Linked DNA regions of Mus musculus: regions 2 and 3 are each linked to region 1. The links are chromatin loops, found by intact Hi-C in ENCODE. Cell type or tissue: left cerebral cortex. All regions are shown on one strand. Region 1 overlaps Ppa1 (pyrophosphatase (inorganic) 1). Region 2 overlaps Pald1 (phosphatase domain containing, paladin 1). Region 3 overlaps Npffr1 (neuropeptide FF receptor 1).

Region 1 (2,500 bases):
TTATTCTGCCGAGCTTGAGCTCTTGAATTTTAGAACAAGAGCCCACTTCTCACATCTGGAGAACCTGGCTGAGTCCTTCACAGATCGTCCCAAAGCCTTCAGGAGGCCTGACTATTCACCAGTGCTCACAGTTCATTCACATTAATTTTCAAAACAGAAACTGGTATGAGTCGTTAATTTTAATGTCACAGGGAAAATTCAACTTCATTACCTTGCTTCCGATTTCACAAACATCGATTGGGTCGTTGTCACCACAGCAGCCAGTGTGCTTGTCACTGTGTCCTGGGTCTTCCCATGTCTAAAACAAAGCGAGGGTTAGAGTGCAGCACTCTGACACACACACACACACACACACACATACACACACACACACGCTGCTGAACAAGTGCAACCCCCACGAGATCTGCTGAAAAAATACAAACCAGCTACCAGCTGCTTCTAAAACTTTTACAGGCTGGATGTGGGGGTGCACGCCTTAGAATCCTGCACAGCTGAGGCAGAGGCAGGCGGATTTCTGAGTTCAAGGCCAAACTGATCTACAGAATGAGTTCCATGATAGCCAGGACTACATAGAGAAACTGTCAAGGAAAAAAACAAACGAACAAACAAACTTTACAATTTCCATTTAAGAACTTTTAACTATAGAGAAGAATTATAATGAAATGTTGGAGCTTCGATTATGCATATAATGCTAAGCTAAATGTAAGCTTCAGAACAGAGAATGAAACTAGGTGTGTCAATATGTGCCTTTGATCCCAGGAGACAGACGCTGGCAGATCCCTATGAGTTCTAGGCTAGCCATGGCTACACAGTGCCGTCCTGACTCAAAAGCCCAAAACCCAAAACAAGAAAATGATCCTGCTTCGAACACTTAAGTCATATGATGGTGCGTGCCTGTAATCCCAGCACGTGGAAACCGAGGCAGGAGCTCAAGTTCCAGGCTACAGAGGTCTTACTAAGCCACACACAAAGACCCTGGTGTCTCAAACACTAAGGGCTAAGGGTGGGCAGGGTGGGGGTGTGATGTGGTGTGTGACTCAGTAGGAGAGCACTTGTCTAGCATGTGCAAGGCTCTGAGTCTGCTGAGCTGCTCTGGGTACTTACGCCATCTATGTCCTATCAGCTGGAGTCTCTTCATCACAGATTTCTGCCACCCAGAGAGCCCGGAATGGAAATGATAACCTCTGATGGTGAACGCAGCCTTGCTGGCTGGGAGCCAAGGCTGAAAAGCTTAAATTACTGCCTTTCTCTCTTTGCTAAATTGCAGGCCAGAGACTCGGCAGAGCATCTCACAAAGAACTGATCAAGTGTGCGGCCGGCTGTTGGGCTTAAATTGCAGCTGCTGTTAGGTTCCTTTATTCCTCAGCAGAACACACTTATGACTTGGATTTACTTCCCTCTTCAGCTAGAGGAAAAAGATCAAAGTGAACGGGATAAAGCAAGACTGCTTCCAATACCAGGAAGGCAGGAGTCCGCCCCGAGAAGAAGAGCTCAGCACTGTGTCCCCACAGGGACCACACATCAAAGCCAAATACCAAATCAACTCAAGTGCGGTAATTGGGACAGACAAATGACTCTGTGATTACCCAACAAACTAGATGAGTCTGACCTATATGCTAGTAACTTATGATTCACAATGATGCCACTTAATATCACCTAATGATGAATAGGGAACAAACCATTACCCACAGGAAAAACTAAATTGGATATGTGTTAAGTGTCGCATGATCAAATGTATGTCCTTTACTAATAACAGTTACAAGTCTCTTTTGTTCCTGATTTTTTAAGATAGGGTTTTTCTGTGCAGCCAGCCCCAGGCAATCTTTGAACTCAGACATCTGCTGTCCTCCGCCTCTGAGTGCTAGGGTTAACCCCGGCACCCCCACCAAAGCCTGATGACTCACCATCCAAAAACTAAGCAACGCCTTACTATGTGCTTGCGATAGACAGGAAAACAAGGTTCCAGCTGTGTAAGAAGAAAGCTCGCCGTGATCCTGACCCAAAGCTTCTGACCTCAGGAGAACCAAGCCTCCATGTACAAGGCAGTAAGAATGCACACGGGCAGAAAGACAGTAAGGGCTCTTTTCTTCCAAACAACTGTCCAGGTTGAGTGTGATTTGTGTCTCCGAGGAACAGAGGGAGACCACTGTGTCTGCACCACCATTTGGTGTGAGAGTCTTTGGTGACAAGAGTCTTGCTAAAGGTAAACTTTCGGCTCTCAGTATTGCTCCAGCCTCTGGAATGCTGAGTTCGGAGGTGTATGTGATATCTGGGTAGAAATCAAGCCTTTTGGTGTTAACTTCCATTTTAAAATTGTCTTTTTTTTTGCATGTGTTAGTGTGTGTGGGCATATGTCCCATTAAGGTCAGAGGACAACCTGTAGGTGTGAGCTCTCACCTTCTGCCATGGGACTTTAGGACTCAGGTCACCAAGTGTCTGGCAGGCACCTTTAATTCTGGCTGTGTTTTTCAGAGACAAGCTCTCACTATGTAGCTGTGGC
Region 2 (2,500 bases), 320 kb after region 1:
GTTGTGACCAGGTCACCCTGCATGGGCCTGGTGAGTCAGAGTTGGGGGCTCCCGACCCAGCTGCCTTGGTTACCATCCTGGTAGTGTCCCTTACAGGGATGAGGGCTTGGGCATCTGCTGTGTAGATGGCCTTCGTTGCCCTTTTTGTGAAGTGGGCCACTCGAAGATAAGTCGCAGTAGGGCTGTTGGGGGTCAAGTGAGGAAAGCGGTGTGGAACATTTAGAAGAGGGCTGAGTGTCACCTGCTGCTGTTACTGGACAGGCCCCAGTTGCTGACACATGAGCTGCTTCAGAGCCCCATACTGTAATTGCTTTTGTCTGGAGACACTTCAACCTCTCTTGCATCTGCAGCGGGATCATCAAGGCCCAGGGTTATCCTCTAGTCTAGACCAGCGGTTGGAGGCCATCAGAACAGGGCCCAGGGCTCATGCTCGATCTTTGTTTCTCTGGCATTGTCTTGTGGTTGGCTCACATGTTGTTGGCAAAGCTGTCACGTTGCCATGGTAATGCAGAGGGGTGTGACTGAGACTGTGTCACCCCCCCACCCCCCACCTAGCAGAGTCCCAGGGGTGGGGGTGGGGTCCAGCTTTTCCATAGGCCATCTAGGTTACTGATCTAGCTGAAGAACTGTAACACTTGAGGGTTCTGGGGGGGGTGGTGGCATGGGCTCTTTCTGACAGCCTACTTGTTGAAGAAGCGGGGCTGTGGTTGGGAGAGGGAATCCTATCATATGCTGTCTAGGGATAGTAATAGTCCCCTGGAATTTCCTCTGTGTGTGTGTGTGTGTGTGTGTGTGTGTGTATGTATATCTGTGTGTGCATGTATGTGTGTATATGTGTGTGTTCGTGTGTATGTGTGTATGTGTATGTGTGTGTGTATGTATGTTCGTTCCTGGATATTAAAGGGTGGCCTCTCTCAAGAAAGGGAAAGGAACCAGGTAGTATTGGCACACACCTTTAATCCCAGCACTCAGGAGGCAGAGGCAGGCAGATCTCTGAGTTCAAGGTCAGCCTGGTCTACAGAGTGAGTTCCAGGACAGCCAGGGCTATACAGAGAAACCCTGTTTGAACAAACAAAGTAAAGATTCAACACAAAGGAAATGAAACATGATGAGGGGATAGTTGTCCTGTTGTCGCCTCACCCCATCCCTGTCCTAGGGCTGGAAACTGCCCTAGAGAGGCTGCATCTGCACTAGAGCCGCCCATGCCCAGTGTCGTGTGGTCACTATAGAGTTCCATATTACACATGAGCCATGGCAAATGGGATAGACACAGGAAAGGACTTCCAGTCGGACAGAACTGTCTCGGAGCTAGGGAGCGTGCCTTCTGGGATTCTTCTACTCTTCTACACACATCTAGGGGGGCAGCCCCATGTTTAACACCCGGTTTCTCCCTTCCCTCTCCCTGTCCTCAGGAATGTGGTAGTCAGCAAGCTGTCCAGCAGAGGGCGCTGTGGAGCCTGGAGCTGTACTTCTATCTGCTCCTATTTAACTACTATCTGCATGAGCAGGTGGGGCTGAGGGAGCGCCTGCCCTCCTACCCCAGGCACAGGGACACCATGGGACGGGGAATGTAGGGAGATTGTGTGTGTGTTGCCCCTGAGAAGGGTTGGGAGGGCCAAGAACAGGTCCGTGTGAGTGTTTCTGCCCCCACCCCCATTTCCTCTCTCTGCTTCCAACCCAGACCTGGGCTCGCTATCTCCATCGGGGCAGAAAAATCCTGTTCCTTACTCTCTCCTACTCGTTCTCCCCGGGTCACAGTGATACCTTTCGGGCTCCCTTTCTGTGGCTAGGCAGGGAGGGCTCGGGGTGGGCCCACACTCCTCAATGCCCCGTCTCTCTTGGCCTCGGGCTGCAGTACCCCCTGGCCTTTGCCCTCAGTTTCAGTCGATGGCTGTGTACCCATCCTGAGCTGTACCGTCTGCTGGTGGAGCTGAATTCAGTGGGGCCCTTGGTCCCTGGGGACCTCATCGCCAAGGGCTCCCTGGTGAGTAGCTGAGTGTCTGTGGAGTGGGTTGGCTGGCCCTTGGCCCCATGGAGTTCTAGATTCCTGTAGAGCTAGGGAAGTCTTGCCCCGGGGGTGGGGCGGGGGTGGGGATGGCGAGGGAGGTGGGTTTCTCATGTGAGCAGAATGTGCCATGCCCTGGCTGCTGTCCCGCTTTTCCTCAGTCTCAGAGCCCAGAGCTTTGACACAGAGTCAGACTGGACTGTAGGACATCTGAGCTGGAGCCTCTCTGGGGGCTCTGCACCATCACATCCTTGCCAGGGCATCAATAAGGCTGCAGGTGTCTGGCCATGTATGCCCTCTACCCAGTAGGATGCCCTGTACCCAATAGGACACCATTTCTTCCCCACCCCAGCCCCACACTTCCCACTGAGACTGGGTGGGATATGGTCACCACCCCTGGATATGACAGGTGACTCTGGGCTTCAAATTTGGTGTCCTCTTCCCTACAGGAAGCAGATGATCTTGTGTCCCTGGATGCACTTAGCACCGTCAGAG
Region 3 (2,500 bases), 52 kb after region 1:
TCCTGAGCTATTGTGCTTCTCTCTCTCTGTGGTGTGTGTGTGTGTGTGTGGTGTGTATGTGTGTGTGTGTGTGTGTGTGTGTGTGGTGTGTGTGTGTGTGTGGTGTGTGTGTATACACTTAAAGGCCAGAAGAGGGCACCAGATTCCCTGGAACAAGAGTTATGGTGAGTTGCTGGCCATGGGTGCTAGGAACTCCATCCTCTTCAAGAACTGTGTCTTAGTTAAGGTTTCTATTGCTGTGAACAGGCACCATGACCAAGGCTACTCTAACAAAGGCAAACATTTAATTGGGGCTGGCTTACAGTTTCAGAGGTTCAGTCCATTATCATCATAGCAAGAAGCCTGGCAGCATGCAGACAGACACAGTGCTGCAGAAGAAGCTGAGAGTTCTAGATCTTGATCATAGGACAACCAGGAGTGACTGAGTGTTCTGCACTGGGTAGCACTTGAGCACTAGGAACCCTCAAAGCCCTCCTACACAGTGACACACTTCCTCCAACAAGGCCATGCCTCCTAATGGAACCACTTCCATCACCACAAAGAGCAAGTGCACTCGATGGCCGAGGCCTCTCTCCAGGCCACGTGCTTGTTCTAGTTGGCCACACGATGCCCTCACCATGTTAGAATGCAGGAAACAGGCCCTGAACAGAAGGGCCATGCTTTTGGACTTCTTATAAACTACTCAATCTTGGATATTTGTTATAGCAATAGAAAAATGAAGCAAGGGGCTGGCGAGATGGCTCAGCGGGTAAGAGCACTGACTGCTCTCCCAGAGGTCCTGAGTTCAAGTCCCAGCAACCACATGGTGGCTCACAACCACCCATAATGAGATCTGACGCCCTCTCCTGGTGTGTCTGAAGTCAGCTACAGTGTACTTATGTATAATAATAAATAAATCTTTGGTCCTGAGCGAGCAGGGCTGACTGGAGTGAGCAGAGGTCCTAAAATTCAATTCCCAACAACCACATGAAGGGTACAGCTACAGTGTACTCACATACATTAAATAAATAAGTTTTAAAGACAGAAAGAGAGAAAGAAAGAAAGAAAAGAAAAGAAAAGGAAAGGAAAGAAAAACAAAGCAAGACACTCTAGCCCATGCTTCTAGAACTCCCAAGCAACCATAGCAACCTATTCTTTCTCTTTGCACCCCCTGCTGGCAGGAATACCAATCTGGGTTTACCTGCCCTGCAGTATCTATGGAAGTGCCCTGTCCACATGTTTCTCATTAGCAGCAGGCTGAGTGTGTGTTTCCCTAGTCTTCTTTCGGAGGGAGCAGTCCAGTGTCCAATCATAACTCTTCTGGGAAGTCATTAGCGGTGGTGAGTCATGGTGTTGTCTTAAAAGTTCCCCTCATGTCTTCCTCTGGGGCTGGATGGGGCCCATTCTGGAGGATGAAGTGGCCCTGGGGAGTCTTTCTGTGGAGCCCAGCGCTCAGCCACTGGCTATGAGCGAGCGAGGCGCAGTGCACACACAGGAGGGCTGGAGACAGACACCTGGGGCAGCAGGCTACTGCACTAGCGGCATTAGGGGCTGCAGGAGCCAGTGGGGGCTGTAGGAGGGTGTGGCGGGATGAGGGGTCTACTGATAGAGAAGGAGCTGAGAGATGATGGTACTCCCCCACACACAGGCCTTTCAAGAGCTCCAACAGCATTCAAACACCTTTAATAGAATAATATATATATATATCCGGGCACGTACAAGAGAGATTATTTTGGCGAACACATGCAGAAGTATAAAGTTTAATGAACCATGAGAAATGGAATGGTAAAAAGGACTCCCACGGGAAGTCTGTCCACCTGCAGCATCCATTGACTTTCCTCCTCAGTTGCTCTGAAGCGAGTGTCAGCCGACATTCCTTTTCACTGAAAAATAGTTTTGCATCTTTTTTTTTTTAAATAGTCTTCTACTTTTTTTTTTTTTAACTCACAGTCCAGGAGCTAGAGATGGGGCTCAGCTGATAGGAGCTTGACTTAACATCCACAAAGCCACAGGCTCCAACCCCAGCACCATGCAAGCCAAGGGCTAGGGTACACCCATACCCCTAGAACTCCAGAGGCAGAAGGATGAGAGGTTTAAGGTCATTCTTGGTGACATACTGAGTTTGAGGCCAACCTGAACTACATGAGACCTTTCCGCCAAGCCAAACCAGGTCATCGAGATGGCTCAGCAGGTAAGATGCCTTCTACCAAGCCTGATGACCCGAGTTTGATCCCTGGGACCTACGTGGTAGGAGGAGAGACCCCACTCCCACACACAGACTGCCCTCTGATCTTCACTCATATCCTAATCACGTCTCCACACACATATACATCACACACACACACACACACACACACACACACACACAAGTGCACGTTTAAATAAAGAAAACCCACTCCCTCCCACCTCACTCACTGCCACTCCCCTGTCTCTTCCCCACCTCCCAAGCCCGGCAACTTGTCTATCCTGAGGATGACAGGGCTCCTCTGTGGGGTTTCCAGCAGGCTGGATGTTGCAGGCT

Evidence for each region. Peaks named below come from ENCODE experiments on the same cell type or tissue, not always from the same donor. Only the 100,000 strongest peaks of a DNase experiment are listed, where the experiment ranks them.
Region 2: a loop joins it to region 1, with 6 times the contacts of the local background. A loop is called at or near these places in 15 of 42 quality-filtered maps.
Region 3: it touches region 1 in a loop (5-fold over the local background); 31 of 42 quality-filtered maps call a loop at or near these places.

What each region holds. Positions count from the first base shown.
Region 1 is chr10:61,661,488-61,663,987 of GRCm38, reverse strand. It overlaps Ppa1 (pyrophosphatase (inorganic) 1), which reads right to left. Exons shown (of 11, transcript NM_026438.4): 5 at 212-298. Among named protein-coding and RNA genes, the nearest start is that of Ppa1, 14 kb to the right of the region's middle. In left cerebral cortex, no CTCF peak of the experiment used is centred here; a DNase peak (open chromatin) is centred at 1,236.
Region 2 is chr10:61,343,112-61,345,611 of GRCm38, reverse strand. Pald1 (phosphatase domain containing, paladin 1) reads left to right here. Exons shown (of 20, transcript NM_013753.2): 11 at 1,413-1,508; 12 at 1,856-1,984; 13 at 2,455-2,500. Among named protein-coding and RNA genes, the nearest start is that of Pald1, 39 kb to the left of the region's middle. In left cerebral cortex, a CTCF peak has its summit at 1,438 (motif pointing right); a DNase peak (open chromatin) is centred at 1,445.
Region 3 is chr10:61,609,771-61,612,270 of GRCm38, reverse strand. The region is part of intron 1 of Npffr1 (neuropeptide FF receptor 1); the gene reads right to left. Among named protein-coding and RNA genes, the nearest start is that of Npffr1, 16 kb to the right of the region's middle. In left cerebral cortex, a CTCF peak has its summit at 1,168 (motif pointing left); a DNase peak (open chromatin) is centred at 1,148.